Linked DNA regions of Homo sapiens: region 1 is linked to region 2. A link is a loop called in an ENCODE intact Hi-C map of the cell type or tissue named here. Cell type or tissue: endothelial cell of umbilical vein. All regions are shown on one strand. Links, peaks and the distances in the headings refer to the core of each region. The heading gives the core; the rest is flanking DNA.

Evidence for each region. A loop is a pair of places that touch in the nucleus more often than their neighbours do. Peaks named below come from ENCODE experiments on the same cell type or tissue, not always from the same donor. Only the 100,000 strongest peaks of a DNase experiment are listed, where the experiment ranks them.
Region 1: it touches region 2 in a loop (2.4-fold over the local background); 4 of 110 quality-filtered maps call a loop at or near these places.

The regions. Positions count from the first base shown.
Region 1 is chr16:83,109,416-83,117,742 of GRCh38, forward strand. All of the region lies in intron 3 of CDH13 (cadherin 13), which reads left to right. Among named protein-coding and RNA genes, the nearest start is that of CDH13-AS1, 290 kb to the right of the region's middle. RefSeq lists an enhancer at 5,233-5,835. In endothelial cell of umbilical vein, for the core only: a CTCF peak has its summit at 4,085 (motif pointing right); no DNase peak of the experiment used is centred there.
Region 2 is chr16:83,182,664-83,190,990 of GRCh38, forward strand. All of the region lies in intron 4 of CDH13 (cadherin 13), which reads left to right. Among named protein-coding and RNA genes, the nearest start is that of CDH13-AS1, 210 kb to the right of the region's middle. In endothelial cell of umbilical vein, for the core only: no CTCF peak of the experiment used is centred there; a DNase peak (open chromatin) is centred at 4,938.

The sequences.
Region 1 (8,327 bases), core at 252-8,251, 73 kb before region 2:
GTTAAGTTTAGGATATGTTGAGTTTTAGGTGCCTGTGGATAGTCATGTATCATTTATGGTGACAGTGCCACAGGGAAGGTATGTGTCAAACCCCTAATAAATACCCACTGAATTGAAAATAATTCTTTTTCCAAGTGCGGGTTTTCTAACAGGGGCCAGCCAGACATTTATGAGCTCAGGCAGATGAGGAAAGCATGATACCTGGATCACGTGTGCTCACATCTGGAATACATGCGCAAATTAACACAGCTGTGGAGGCAGGAGTACATATGTGTATTAGAAAAACAAGCCCCACCTGTAGAGCGCTGCAAGATGCCTCCAGCTGGTCACAAGTAGCTATTGAACATGAATATTTTATCAGTGCCAGAGCAGATAGAGGGAAACTGTATCCATTATATTCTCATCACCATCACATGTGGTTGAACGGGCTTCCGACTAAAGAATCTAAACATGTTTAAAACATTTTTCACCTCCAGTAAAACTAGCAAGTCTTGATTTGTGTTGTTATTGCTCCTGCTAGATTCGTGAAATATTTCAGAGGCAATTGCATCTTGGAAGTGTGGTTTGGCAAATTTTCATCCAAAGCGTATGTTTTTGTTTTATTTTTTAACTAGCGGTTCAAACGTGGGGAAGTTGACATTTTAGAGCAAATGGTAGAATATGTGGGGTTATTTTCTGTTGCTGTTTCATTTTTAGGTTCAACTTTTCAAATATAGAGCTGGATTAAGTCTCACTAGTAGCAGAAAACAAAGTCTGTTTAAGTAAATGTGTTTTCAGGATGGCCCAACTGTACAGAAACTTGCAGATCTCACGTTCTGATCACTCCATCAACTGCTGCTTCTTTAAAATACTCAAGAGTCACTTACGATGTTTAATTGGCATGTCTGTCTTTCAAAATGAAAAGCTACAGGGTAGCTTGTGTTAACCACACAACAGCTGGTTTTGGTCACTTGGTAGGTGACAATCCAGTGACCACAACCAAGGAGGATTTAACAAGGGATTTTATGCCTTGCAATGCGGAAGAGCACTGGGGAAAGTTCCCGAAGGGGTGCCTCCCAGAACACAAATGAAAACAGGGCTTTTACTGGGCTGGCGAGCTGAGTCACTGTATGTAGAGGTGTAGTGAAGGCAGCACATGCTCAGTCACCGATCATGCTGCTACATACTTGTACATACTTACTGTCTATACATTACTCACTCATGTATAGGCAGTGGTGAATAAGCTCCTCCCTGGGCCTGGTTAGTAGTATGGTAATACAGATAGATAACCGAAGTACATTTCCAACTCAGACATCTCTGGATCCAACCAGCTTTTGTTTTGCCAGGGTCGGGCTTCTTTCTGAAATTTTTGAAACAAAAAAAACCAAGGTGTGACAGTTACAAGGGGCTACTTCTTCACAGTGCATACCCCAAAACCTTGGGACCCTGGAGCATACCCCCAAAACCCTGGGACCTTGGGTTAGACTTGGACTTTTCCTGTTTTCTTGTTACTCAGCAACCACCACAATGCCTGGTCCGTGGAAAATGGTCAATAAATATCTGTTGGCTGGATAAATTAATCCCTAAATGTATGTATTAGGTTGTTGCAAAAAAAAAAAAAAAAAAAATTAGCCGGGCGTGGTGTCGGGTGCCTGTAGTCCCAGCTACTCGGGAGGCTGAGGCAGGAGAATGGCGTGAACCCGGGAGGCGGAGCTTGCAGTGAGCCGAGATGACGCCACTGCACTCCAGCCTGGGCGACAGAGCGGGACTCCGTCTCAAAAAAAAAAGAAAAAAATAGAAATGGCAAGGAATAAAATTTGCCTTCAATGTGCTTATGGTCTTGGGAGGAGTAGAGTAAAAAAAATCCCTAATTTCTATTGATATAATATCATTGGATAGTGCCATGATAGAAGAATGTCCCATGTGCAGTGAGAATCTAGAGAGAAAATAAGTGATTACACTTAAAGTAGAGAGTCAGGGAAGACTTCCTGGGAGAGGTGACATTTAGACTAAAGCATAAATAATATTGATTTGTTTGCCAAATGGAGGAAGCAAAGAAGGATCCTGAGTGAAAGCATGATGTGTCTGAGGATTTGCAAGTCGATCATGAGGTTGCAGCATACATCACATGGGAGAGAGTTGCTGACTCTTCAGGAGAGCAGATCATGGTATGCTAGGACAATCAGAGTCTCCACTAGAGCATATGAAGGGCTTAACATAAGGGAGTGTCATAATTACATTTATGTTTGGTCAGAGCACTCAGGCATTGGATTGGAGAATGGAGTTGAGATGAGAAGCAGTGAAGCACTTGCTGTAGCCATCATAAAAACCTGGATCATATCAATAGATCGTCATAACTTGGCTTCAACAAGAATTCATAAAACCAACTCCTCTCTATTTCATAGTTTCATCATTTTATGGAATATCAAAAACCTAAAGAGAAAGAGAAATAAAAATAAACTATATGAACTTCTCCCTGATGAAGCATTCAGTCTTGTTTTCCTGGATCTCATGCATGTTAAATACATATTTAGATCTAAGCCACTATATCAAGGAAGTGAAAAACTCTTATTCCTTAAATATCAATATGTGCACAAATTTTCTTATACCCACATAATTTTAGTAAAACTTTGGAGAAAAAAGTTTCCAGAGTTCTAGGGCTTTGTTCCATTTTTGGAAACAGTAATTTTAGAACTCTCTGCTTTGCTTTACTTATTCATTTTATCTCCCGCTGGGTTTCCTTCTTGATTTCTATACCTTTGTGTCTGCATTAATTAATTTTTCTTTCATTTATTCACACATGCAACCATTGTGTATTTGGTCTATGTATCAGTTAGGGCAGGCTAATTACTCTAGCAAACCAGCAGTTAACAAGAAACCAATCCCGTTGGCAGGGAACTGCACTGTGTGAAGACATTCAGAGATCCAGGCTCCATCTATCCTAAAGCAAGCAAACAGGCTTTGAGAGGGAGACAGAGACAGAGACACAGAAAGACAGAGAGAAAAAGAGAGAGGAAGTTCTTGGTGATTAGAAATTTGTGTTTCTGTGCGGTATGTGTATACACAGGTGGTATTTTTCTATTTGGAGGGCTTAATGTGTTTTTAGGTGTTTGTGGGTTAGGAGTTAGAAGAAATAGCCAAAAAGGAGGTGTAATTAACCCTTTATCTCTTTCTCTTGATGGGTAATGTGGTTACTTCCTTTTTGTTAGTTTCCCCATAATATTATAGTAAATACCTGAGTGTATTATGTGTGTGTATTTTGATTATTTCTCTGCACTGTGTTCCTAGTAGTTAAATTACTTAGTCAAAAAGCATGAACACTTTAAAGGCTATCAAACATAGTTACATTGTTTTTCAGTAAAATATCTGTACCTTTTTCTTTAGCATCGAGGTATCTATTTACCAGACCTTCGTGAGCACCGTGCAGTTTATTTTTTAAAAATATTTCTCAACTTTATAGTCAGTATATTTGGCTATTAGGATAATTTCAGGATATTTGAGGAGGAACTTTAAGACCGGCTTATAAATTACAGCACTTATAAAGGAGGAAAACATGTGGAACTCATGTCTGGTACACATGATTCTAGGAACTGGTGGTGTTTGGATGGCAGAAGTTACAAGGAACGCAAAAGCAGGGAGCGTGAGCCAACACCAGATTGACCTCAGGCAGCTGATGCTATCGAAGGAAAAAGGGAGGACTTCCATGCAACTCCAGAAAACAAAACCAAGACACCTGCGGTAGATTCTGGTTTAACAAAAGGGAGAATTTTCTAAAAATTTTCTATAGATTTGGTTACTTCACAAAGCATTGAGCACCCCAGGATAAAAGAATCCAACTGAGAGTGGCAGCTTTACTCTTATTAGAGAGAAGATTTCTCTATTAAAGACAAAATCAAAGCGAAATCACCAACATCTTACTCATTTACTTATTAGACACAATCGTGGAGCAAATACTCTGCACCAGCTACTGTGCTAACTCCGTTACCTGGATTACTCAAATTCTTACAATAACTCTATATTTATTTCATAATTGCTTTATTTAGTAATATTTTAAGTGCTTTTTAGACACCTGCTCTATGCCTGTCTTGTGCTAGGCACCAGGGGGCGTAGCAGCAGACCAGGAAAATGTAGAGTCTGCCCTTACGGAGCTGGGAGCCTTGCATGAAAGACTGGCACTGACGACACAGTGGCACTGAATGAACGTGTGATCAGAAGCTGAGACAGGGCTCTAGGGGAAAAAGGCAAAGTGCAGCCAATCCTCATAGCAAAAGAGACCGAGGAAGCCTAGAAGTGGTGCTTGAGTGGAGAGTAGAAGGATGGGTGGGGGGTTAACCAGGCACAAGAGGGGAGGGACGGGAAGGGAAGTCACAAGGTGAGAAGCCCTCAGACAAGCACCTGCAATTGGAGGGTGCGTGCAGCTGAGAAGCAGAGCCAGGAGGACAGTGATAGCACTTGAGGTCAGAGTGGTCATCGGGATCCAAGCCTGCTGGATCTTCCTGGCCTTAGGAAACCCAGAGGCTTCATCCTTTGGCAAGGGGAAGCCTATATACCCTGTAGGCTTAATGACGGGGAGAAGAATGTTTGTAAAAGATCTCGCTGGCTGCTGAAGAGAGAACATCTGGAGTTAACTCTCCAATTTCAGACTCCCCTGATGAAAACTGTTACTTCTGTTCTCCACTCCCTTATTTGGGCAAAGCAGTTTATTTTCTACCCGAAGCATATCTACTAATAGAAATGACTGAGATATTCATTACGTTAGGAATGTAATGTAATGATTCTTAGATGGTGATTCAGATGATTAGTTATTGGACCTTCGATGCATTTTTTATTTTAATTTTGAGATTGGCCGTCCCCAACGCCTCTGATGTGTGACTTTCATTACTGGAGATGTTGTTTCTGATGTTGCTGGCGGTCCCTACTGAAAAGGATGCATGCATGAAGACTCAAGGCAACAGTGACTTGCACCCATTTCTAACAATGACTTGCACCCATTTCTCCCGTATGGGGGTGCTTGATAAGCACTGAGTGGTGTAATTTACAACAGCTTATTGGCTTGATGCCATCCTATGAATCCACCAACCATCATCTTCTCTGACCCTTTAAAATGACTTCCCTCACACCCCCTGCCATGAGATGATATGAAGAACTAACAACAGATAATTTCTATATCACCACATTTTATTATCAGCATAATTCTATACAGTAAATCTGCAGTGGGTGACTTAGTTTTGCTGATATGTGGCCTCTAGAATATTGGGAAAATAGATACATGGAAATTTAGGGAGCTTGTATCTTGCCTCTCCAACCTTTTAAATTTGCTGCAGAAAGTTGGATATTTGTTGGGTTTTTCTTCCTTAAGTAGGCAAACTTCAGCCCCAGGAGGCAATGAAGCAAACTTTAAATGTAGCCCCAGGTACTTCAAAGCTGGCTGAACCATGTGTTTGATTGCATACAAAATGTGAATTGAGTAGCACAGAACTGTCCTCCTAGCAACTTTGTAGCACAATGAGATCAGCTGCAAGAACGGAATAAATTGGAGATTGGCTTCTGCAGTTCCATTCATTTGCAAAAATTTGCAGACAATTAAGCTGTCCCCCTGCAGTATAGGTAGCTCCTTTTAGCCAGGGGCTGGAGATTTGTTCTCTCTGGGAAAATGTTAAAGCTGTGATTATCTAGTTATACCTGAATAAATGGATCAAAGGACCTCTCCAGCCAAGCACAGACCTCCTTGAAAAGGTAGTCTCCAGCAGCAACCCTGGGGAGGTTTATAGCAAAGTGTTTTTAGAGCAGATGGTTCTGGAGTTACAGAGGCCAAAGAGCTGAATGACTTGGGATGAGTCTTTTACATCTTTTAACTTCAGGAAAACAGCCATGGTGGTTCTGCCAGCAAGTCGTTGAATGGATTAAGTGAGATAATCATACAATGTGTTTAGCACTGTGCCTGGCATGTAATAAATACTCAATAAATGGCAGTATTTTCTATGGCAGACTTGGTGAATCCAGGACTAGGATCCCAGGCAAATCTTAGGGTTATAAAGGTTAGAAGGAACCAGGTTATGTCATCTTGAGTCTAGAATATAAGCTTCAAACTCTCCAAAGGAATAACCCTCAGGTCCTTGAACTCAAACCCGAAGCATCACATCTTTGCGTGAAGCCTGCAAAGGCTCGCTATTGCCTTGGAAGCAAATCCAGTCTTCTTACCTTGACTTACAAGACTGTCCATAATTGGGCTGGGCTGACTGCATGAGTCTCACCTTTCACTGTTCTCCCTTAATTCCCTGCCTGCCTGGAAGACGTATTTCAGCTTCTGCAATGCTTTGCCTTGCTAAAAATATCTCCTCTTAGCAAACAAGTTTGCCCAGAAGTTATGAAAGTAGGAGAGGGAACAAAGATGATAGAGGTTTGTGGTTTGTTTATGAGGTTTTCACTATTTCTCCCTATCACTTTTTCTATTATGCAAAGCCAGGGTCCAGGAGGGCAGAAAGAGGGAATGAGGACAAATTATCTGGACACTGTTTGTCTGTTTGAATGTCAGCGTATTTAGGAGATCCTCCAACAGGTGGCCAGCCCGGGTCAAGCTGCGTCTGGCCTTGTGTTCAGGTGTGCAGGAAGTAGGATCATTCCTCTCAAATCTCACCACTTCCTTCAGTTGGCTGTTAGGGAAGGCTTTTATGCCCTTGGCTGGGTGTGACGGAAAGGGGCAGGGACAGACAAAACTTGGAGTGCGGTCCCAGCTGTAGAATGCCAGTCTGGCAGACATAACAAAAGTGAGCACTTCTTCGCTTTTGGGACACCTTCCCCATTTGGTCTTGACATTGAGCACCATGCTTTGGCAGGTGTCAGAGGTTGGCTCCCGGGAAATAGACCACGCAACCGGGGAGGTGTTATCAGCATCCATACCTCACGGGGAGGGAGGTCAGGGGGATGGGGCGGGGAAGGAGGCTGATGGAGGAGTTGCTGACTGCAGGTAGCTGGAGGCCTCAGCCTTCCTGGGCAGCAGGGATACGGGCAGGGATGTCCCCTGAGCATGGTCCCACCTGGAAGCCAGGGGGCTGACCTTGACACACTCCTGACCAGTCAGTGGATGGCGCTGCAGCCCCTTCTGTTTAGTCTTCACATCAGCAATGAAAGAGGGTGAAGTTCATGGAAATATTGTGGGGACATATCGCATGGTTTCTGTTCATGAAATGTCCAGAAAAGACAAACATATACAGCCAGTGGCTGTGGTAAAGTGGGAATGACTGCTAATGGGCATGAGGTTTCATTTAAGGGTGATGGAGATGTTCTAAAATTATATGTGGTGAGGATTGCACAACTCTGTAAATTTCCTAACAATCACTGTGTTACACACTTAAAACGGGTGAATTTCATGGTACGTAAATTATACCTCAATAATACTTTTAAAATACTGCAGGCGAGAGGGGCTCCAGCCAGAGAAATTGACTCCAACTCTCCCTTTCCACAAATCAAATGCTCAGATTTGCATTGTGGGAGGAGCCTGAGTGTTCACTGCAGGACAATGTAGGTTCTTCAGGGAGTGCAGACCACTTTCACATGCAGCTTCTCATTTCGTTCTGATAACCTAGAGGACGGGCAAATCATCGTAGGACGATGAGCGCTGAGCTACAGTGAATGTAGCTTGTTATCTTACGACAGACCTGGGAGAAGGAGGAAATCCAACTAATTTATTTACTTTTATCCCTTTGAGTCTATTCTCCACAAAGCAGCTATGATCTGTTTTATTGCAACTGGACTCCTCAGCTCAAAACCCTTCCAGGGCTCACTCCTCATGCGGAGTAAAAGCCAGGGCCCTCTCCATGGCCTACGTGCCTCTCCAGGGTCTGACTTCCCTTCACCAGGTCCAGACTGTCTCCTTCACCTCACAGCGCTCACCTTGCCCACGCCAGCAGCTGCCACACTGAAGCTCCGCCATGCCCGGTAGGCTTCTGCTGCTGGCAGTGCCTCCTCCTCCTGCCCCCTTGGCCCATTCTTCCTCCATCTTCCACTGCCATCTCCTCGGTGGACCGCTTCTTGCCTCCCTGTCTAAAACATCAGCACCCTCTCCCCCTGAGCACTTCCAGCCCTCCTCCCTGCTGATCTTTTTTCTCTTGAGCCATATGTGTTCTCTTTCCCTTTCTGTGGTTTGCCCCCTCTCTCTACAATTGAAGCTTCATGAGGGCACTTGCTTCTTTTAGGCACTGCACCATCCGAGATGCCTAGAATTATACCTGGCAGAGAGAAAGGGCTTGGTTGATACGTTTTGAAGAAATGAATGAAAGAATGAATGAATGACTTAGTTAATATGAATCTATTCTCTCGCTCCTTCTCACGTTCTTTTTCTCTTCCTG
Region 2 (8,327 bases), core at 235-8,234:
GTTCTTTGGGGTTTACCAAGTACTTTACTTGTATTTTCTCATTTAATCTTCACTTAGGACTAAAAAAGTTAGTAACACTAATGGGAATGAGCGAAAACCAAATTCAGACAGTATTAAATACACAAAATTATAAAGTAAAATGAGACTGATTTCCCACGTCATGAGGAAAAATGTCTCTTTACTTTGTGATTCTTTTTATCACATACTTAAAGGCATTTGCATTTTTCCTTTTCTGAATTTTCTGCTTTTAGTTTTTCCTCTTGTATTAGATGTTCAGTGTAACTCACCAATTGTGGCAGTTTTCTGTTTGATTCACAGTAAAAAAGAATAAAAAATAAAAATTAAAAAAAAACTGTGACCTGCATTGTCCACCTGATTAAAATTAGTTTGGATTTTTCAGATAAGGTTCCTTCTTTTTATTATTATAAACAGACTTTATCTTAAGAGTCGGAAGAAACATTTAAGGGAACTATTCGTCTTATTTGTATTTCAACCTGATAAAAGGAAAAGGGATATAGCAAAAATTTTTAGTCGTTTGAGTGGGAAGTGCTTTATTTGAGATAAACACAAAAGGTTTTAAGTATCGTTGATATTAGTCAAACATAATAGCTTTTGGCTATTGTCTGAAGAGCTCTTGTCTGTTGACTTGCAGACCTGTGACCTCTAGATAAAGTTTCAAAATGCAGAAAATATTTATCTTCTTGCTATGACCTTCCACGCACACGACGTGAAGCCATGGATTTGTTTCCTAGGGAACTAGTGAGTGAGGAAGATCTATAATTAAATCTGTGAGTTATATGCTACACATGGGAATTGGGTACGCACCAAGTCCTTTAGAAAAATCCCATAATATCACCATAGCCTCAACTGGTGGAATTAAACTCAATTTTTCTTCACACATTTTTAGAAAGCATCATTCAGAATCTTAATATGGGAAAGTTCTTGTGTTTCTTTCCAAAGTCAGGGTGTGTTTAGTTTGGCTTCCATTTCGCTCTGGATCCAGTGTCCCTCCCTGATGGGACGGCACCTGCCATTGCTACTCAGGTGAGTGCTTTATATGGAAGTCTTGGAAAAGCGAGTGGTAGTCTAGTCTCAGACATCAGCACGTCAGAGCTGGAAGGGATCCAAGGCAGTGTTTGGCAAAAGTTTTTTGATGTTCAAAATGTGTCCTTCAAATAAAATCTAATTTAAAAATTCACTGAGTGAAGCAGACATTAGGTGAATTGGTTTTGACTAGAAGTAAGGGAGAAAGAACCTTTTCATCACCACCCCAATCCCAAAATTCCAGAGCAAGAAGTCTCTAAGGCACCCCCGTTTCTCAACTTGAACATTAACATCTAAGCCATAGCACTGATTGTAGAGGGGGCAGACTGAGGCTCAAGAGATGTTGCCATTGGTCAGCCATCTCATAGCCTCTAGAGGTTAAACACACACACACACACACACACACACACACACACACATACACACACACACAACTAGTAAAAAAAAAAAAAGTCAGAACAATGAATAGCTGTTTCCAAATCTGGCTTGAATATATTTTGTAGTAAATTTCCCCATCTAGAGGCTCATGAGGGCCAAGATTTCTCTACGGTGCTTTTATTTTTCACCTTTTGAAACCAATAATCAGCCTCTTACATTAACTCTAAAAAGTAAAACTCTGTCGACTCTTTGCTTTCAATGGGATTGTCCTCCCCGTATCATTCCTCAACCAACAGAGGGACTCTATGAGAGGGAAGCAGAACCTCAGGACTACCAGAGAAGAGATATTTCACAGATACCAAGGCTTGACGTAGATGTGAGGCCAGGGGCAGGGTGCGGTGGCTCACACCTGTAATCCCAGCACTTTGGGAGGCTGAGGTGGGTGGATCAACTGAGGTCAGGATTTCAAGACCAGCCTGGCCAACATGGTGAAACCTCTCCTCTACTAAAAATACAAAAATTACCTGGGCATGGTGGTGCACGCCTGTAGTCCCAGCTACTCAGGAGGCTAAGGCAGGAGAATCGTCTGAACCCAGGAGGCAGACGTTGCAGTGAGCTGAGATCATGCCATTGCACTCCAGCCTGAGCAACAGAGCGAGACTCCATCTCAAAAAAGCAAAGATGTGAGTCCAGGGTGGGTGTTGATGAGGACGGTAATAATACCTGATGCTTTCGTAGCAGTCCCTGCTCCAGACTATATATACATTAGCTCATTTAGTGTTTGTGATGTCTAAGCCGTGTGTGTGTGTGTGTGTGTGTGTGCGTGTGTGTGTGTAGTAGCAGCTTATTTTTTTTCTATTTCTCTTTGATTTTTTAAATACACACTTATAAGTGTACATGTGTGGTGTGTGGGTATATATACACTTTCCTCTATCTTTCTGATATACCTATCTATATATTTATGATCTTCCCACCAACCTGGTAAGGCCGATACTACTACTATCCCTATTTTATATATAAAGAAACTGAGGCACAGAATCCTAAGGGTCCTACAGCTGGTCGTGGCAGCACTGAGATTTGTATCCAAGCAGCCTGGCTTCCAAGTCTGTGCTCTTTGCTGGTCTACATTCATACCCCATCTTTTATTTTTCTTTTTGAAGTATACGCTATGGGGCTTTGAGCAAAACTTCTGATGTGAAAAAGAAATAAGAATAATAACTCCAAAGATTTTTGCTATGAGGATAAAGCACCTGACCTACTGCACCTTGTAATTTCTGGCAACTAATAATTTCTCAGTAAGTTTCTGTGTTGCTGTAAAAATTGTCAACCATGTACACAAACAGATCTTTAAAAAAAATTGAGACAAATTAAAGTGAAAGACTTCAAAATCAGTTTGTCACATTTGATGCTAAACGCTATATTTTCTCTGAGAATTTTAAATTGTGCAGGTAATTTCTCACCACGGTAAGTCATGATTTTTCATACTTGAACAGTATCACTTCATCTAAGGAATTTTCCCCAGTGCAGTACACTCCCACCCATGCCTCTGAAAACGTCTAATCTGTTTCTCCTACTTACCTGTTGGTCCAATTCATTTCTGGAAATGTTCTGCAGGTTATCATAACGAGAACAGGAGTGATCTATGGAATAAACAGGCACTGTTGTTTGAATTAATTACCAGGAACAGAATCATAAGTGGTGACAACTTACAACAGCTCATTCCACATTCTCCTGCCACTGATGGATAGATTTATGCATTTGAAACATTTTTTACTGATTGCCTGCCCATCTCCTGTTCACATACTCCCTGAGAACCTCTATGTCTTATCCATGGAGTATGTCCGAAAACCAATTATCATCCCCTTTTTGTTTCTGTATTGTCTAATGGAAGAAAAGAAATTATACCTTAGAGGAGATATTTTCCTGATAAACAGCATTTAGTCATTTAGTCATTAAATTAGCTCTTTTAAAATTGTATTATTTTTAAAGGCATCTTTTTATTTTATTTTATTTTATTTTATTTTATTTTATTTTATTTTATTTTATTTTATTTTATTTTATTTTATTTGAGACAGAATCTCACTATGTCACCAGGCTGGAGTGCAGTGGCGTGATCTCGGATCACTGCAGCCAACCTCCGCCTCCTGGGTTCAAGCAATTCTCCCGACTCAGCCTCCTGAGTAGCTGGGACTACGGGCACATACCACCATGCCAAGCTAATTTTTGTACTTTTAGTAGAGATGGGGTTTCACCATATTGGCCAGGAGGGTCTCAATCTCTTGACCTTTTGATCCACCCGCCTCGGCCTCCCAAAGTGCTGGGATTACAGGCCTGAGCCACAGCGCCCGGCCTAATGGCATCTTAGTCATTCGACTTTTCGAGACAGCCTTATCAGTAGCCTCTGATGCTTGAGGTTCTCTTGTGTTGCTTTTCGTTGTCATAGTATTTTTGTTGTTATTGTTTTGTTTTTCTTTCTTTTTGTTATTTGCTTTATGTTTGTATTTGTCGTACGTTGTGTTTAATCTACCCCTTCTCTGCCCAAGACTGTAGTATGTCGTCAGGGTTGAGAACCACTGGGTTAAGGAGTTACAAAAAGTTAAATTTCTCAGGGCTAATGTTGAATTCTTGCATCGGATGAGCTCATTGTAACTTAGGAAAATCAAAAGCTTGACTTGAAAGAATGAGACAAGTCAAGCTCTTGTGAGACAAGCCAACTCTTTCTCATGTGGAGGAAGAGTTCTGATGGGGAGAAGGAGCTGAAGAAGTGGTGCCCCCATTGAAGCAGGCAGCTGGGATCCCCTGTGAAGGTGGTGAAGGGCAGATGGGAGACGGAGATATTTTAATGAAAATTGTAACCTATTTTATGAATAAAATTTATTTTTTATTACTGTAATTTTTTTTTTGAGACGGAGTCTCGCTCTGTCACCCAGGCTGGAGTGCAGTGGTGTGATCTCAGCTCACTGCAACCTGCACCTCCCGAGTTCAAGTGATCCTCCCACCTCAGCCTCCTGAGTAGCTGGGACTACAGTTGCCTGCCACCACACACAACTAATTTTTATGTTTTTAGTAGAAATGGGGTTTCACCATGTTGGCCTGGCTGGTCTTGAACTCCTGGCCTCAGGTGATCCACCCACCTCGGCTTCCCAGAGTCTGGAATTACAGGCGTAAGCCACCACGCCTGGCCCCAAACAAAATTTAATTTAATCCTTACAACAGTCACTCAAAGGAAGAAGGATATTTGCATTATTAGAGCACCTTCATGAGCTTGACATTTTTATGTTGCTCTTTGAATCCTCTCAAATGCCAGCTGATTTAGGTTTCATTTTTCCCGTCATCAGTGATAAAACCATGACTTGAGGCAAAGGTGACTATTCAGAACCAGGGTTTCTGATTCTACTGCCTTTTTCTACTGCTTGGATACAGCCTGGCCTGAAGCCTCAGGGACTTTAGGATGTAGATTGGCAGGGGAAATCCCAGGCAGGGGTGTTTTTTGATGGGAGAAGCTGTTTGCAACCCGCAGCTCTGGAGTGACTCAGAGAGAGAAATGACTAATTTCTCCATTCAGCAAAAATGCATTGAGCTCCAGCTACATGATGAGGACTGCTGTAAATTCCGTGGACACAGCAGTGAACAGAACAGACCAAGCCCTGTCCTACAGTCCACCTGCTAGTAAGGGAACCTGACAAATCAAAAGTTAATAAAATACATGGTGTGTCAGTTGCTATGATAGGTCCTGATAGGGGCTATGGAGGTCAATGGCTAGAGATGAGAGTAGGTTGCAGTTTTCAACAGGGAGGCCCTCAGTGAGAACTGATGAACTGGGATGAGTGCAGGGATGCATCTATCTGGGGGCTGAGCATCCTCGATAAAAGGAACTATGAGTGCAAAAGCTGGGGGCAGTAGTGTGTCCAGAATATTCTAGAAACTGTAGGAAGGCTGGTATGGCTGAAGCAGAGGGAGCAAGGGAATGTTAGATAGGAGAAAAGCTGTGACCAGATCACAGAAGGTCTTGGAGCCCACCATGAGGACTTTGGCCTTTATTCTAATTGAGTGGGAAAGCCACTGGTGGGCTTTGGTGAAGACAGATGTGATCTGGCTTATGTCTTTATTGAATGGCTCTGGCTGACGGATGGAGAATAGAATAGAGTGTGGATGGGGCAAGGGTAGGAACAGCTGCAATCACTCAGGCTCTAGAAGCAATGGGGGCTTGGCCCAGAGCAATGGTGGTGGAAGGGGAGAGGCGTGGTTATGGCCGTATTCTGGATATAATTTGAAAAGATTTGTCGGGGGAAGTGAGGATTTTAGCTCTGTTTTATTGAGTGTGGTTGCCTGCAAACCAGGCTCTGCGCCTCTCTGAACTGTCATGCATTCTTTTTGAGTCCTCTTGGTGGTTTTGTAAAGAAGCCAGCCTCGCTGCCCATCTCCCAGAGGGGGGAAACTGAAGCTCAGAGACATTCAGGGATTTGCTTAAAGCCCCATGCCAGGCGTTGGCCATGGTCCTGGCTCCCAAACCTGTCCTTTTTCTACTGTAACAGGCTGCCTCCCCTCCAAAGTCTGCAGGAAATTTAAGCCTCCTGGAATTTCTTATTGTATCAGCATGAATATTATTAAGTTTCCTATAAACTCAAATTTTGTGTATTTAAAAAGACTATGAATCTTTCTTTTTAGAAATTGAGGTGGTTAGGATTAATGACCAACCATAAAATTTTATAAGCAATTATTACGGTTTACTGTACCTTCTTCAGCTGCTTGTCGCCTTGCCTTCTTTTCTTTCTCCTGTAGTCGGGGTGAGTTTTCACATCACTGACAAAGATATTGGGCTGGGAAGAGGCACGCTTGGAGTGAGACCCTTCAGGAAGCCTCTGTTTTTAACTTTAGCTGTGACACTGGGATCTCAGTCATGGAAGTTCACTGACATCTACTCATCCTGCATTAGTAATATGGGCATGGTGCATTTTCTGTATTTATTAGCTATGTTTAACAGAATCTTTAGAAAGGAACTCGATGCCCTGTTTCAACAAAGTACATTGATTTTTTGCTTTGTGATAGATAAGGCAAAAGCGGTCACTTTGTTCGGTGTGTGCTCTCATCCTAATTTAGGGCCCCTTTCTGCCTAGAACTCTGTAGATTTCCGCCGTCTGTGTTTTTCCATCATCCCAGACCCTCAGCTGCAAGCTCAGGCCTCCAGCCCCTCATGCACAACTGCTCCTTTAGATCAGGATTACTTTGCCCCCAGTCTCCCTGGGACTTGCTGCAGATTTATTTCAAAGTTGTAAATCCTCTGTGGATTACCTCCTCATGCTATTCTCAACCTCTGGTTCTTTCTTTTTCTGATTGCCCCCAATATTAACAAAGTGGAGCAAAAATAACTACAGTTGCTGGAAAGTGGTACTGTGTTAGTCAGAACACAGAGGTTGTATGTGACAGATACACGTTCACATGGCTAAGGCTAAAGGGTATTCATTGACTCCCATAGTCAGGAAATCCAAAGGTGCATCTGGCTTTAGGACAGCTGGATCCAGGCCTCACACAGTTGCACTTTGTACTCTCCCTTTGCGTGGTAGCCTGATCTTCTCCTGCCACAGACACTTGGTCAAAGAAGCTGGTCACAAGCTGCATCCTTCTAGCACTGTGAATATTAAAGGCAAGAGGAATCTTCCCTCTGAGCCTGGTGTGGTTTGGCTGTGTCCCCACCTAATTCTAACCTTGAATTGTAGTTCCCATAATCCCCACACGTCACGGGAGGGACCCAATGGGAGGTAATTGAATCATGGGGGCGGCTTTTCTCATACTGTTCTCATGATAGTGAGTAAGTCTCATGAGATCTGATGGTTTTATAAGTGGGAGTTCCCCTGCACAAGCTCTCTTGCCTGCCCCCATGTAAGACGTGACTTTGCTCCTCATTCACCTTCCGGCATGATTGTGAGGCCTCCCCCACCATGTGGAACTGTGAGTCAATTAAACCTCTTTCCTTTATAAAGTACTAAGTCTTGGGTATGTCTTTATTAGCAGCGTGAGAACAGACTAATACACACATCTAACAAGAATACCCCAAGGAGAATACTGTTTGGTATAACATTGGGCAAATGCCCATTGCTGTAGCCATCTCTGAGGCCAAATAAATGGGTTCCGCTTGGCTAGAAGTACATCTCATTATGAGTGGAAGTGGGGGAATGTCATGGCACCATGATTGTGGTACAGCTGATTGTCATGGGGCAAGTGGGAGGGTTGATGTAAGAAGGGGTTGGAAAGCCTGCTGGGTAAACAAATCTATAGCTACTGTCCTTCACCATAGTTCTACCAAAGTCAAATTGCATTTATAGCACTGGAGTTTCACTTAAAGGGAATGCAGCACTGGGGACAGACCCTAGTATTTTTTCCAATTGTCCTTTATTTTCAGTTGCCACCATGTCTTGAGCGCCTGCCCTATGCCCCCATACTGTTCTAGGTACATATGATGGCAAAATGATGAATAACACATTGACTCTGCCCTCACAAATGCTGTTCATTAGGATGGGTCTTCCTAAATTATAGAGACTGATCAATTTACATGCCACCCTTTGATGCTAACTAAGACAATGGAGAAATAGCCCCAAGTGCTAATACTCTGTCTCTTGAATTGAGTTATTTTTCCAAGGCAGTAAAATGTGAAGATTGCAATTAGTTAACCATTATGAAGACAAATCTTCAAATATTTTTCTCACTGTGGTGACATTTAAAATGCTTCCTGCTCAACCAAACAGCCAATTGATTTCTTTCCCATCTTCTTATAATGGCTAATTGCTAAGCAATTGATTGAATCCTCTTTTGTTACTATGTAATTACTAAGCTGGCCAAAACGACTCTCCCGACCATTTCTCAGTTGGCTCATTTTGGTCACCTATAGGACAGGTTTGGGGTGGGAA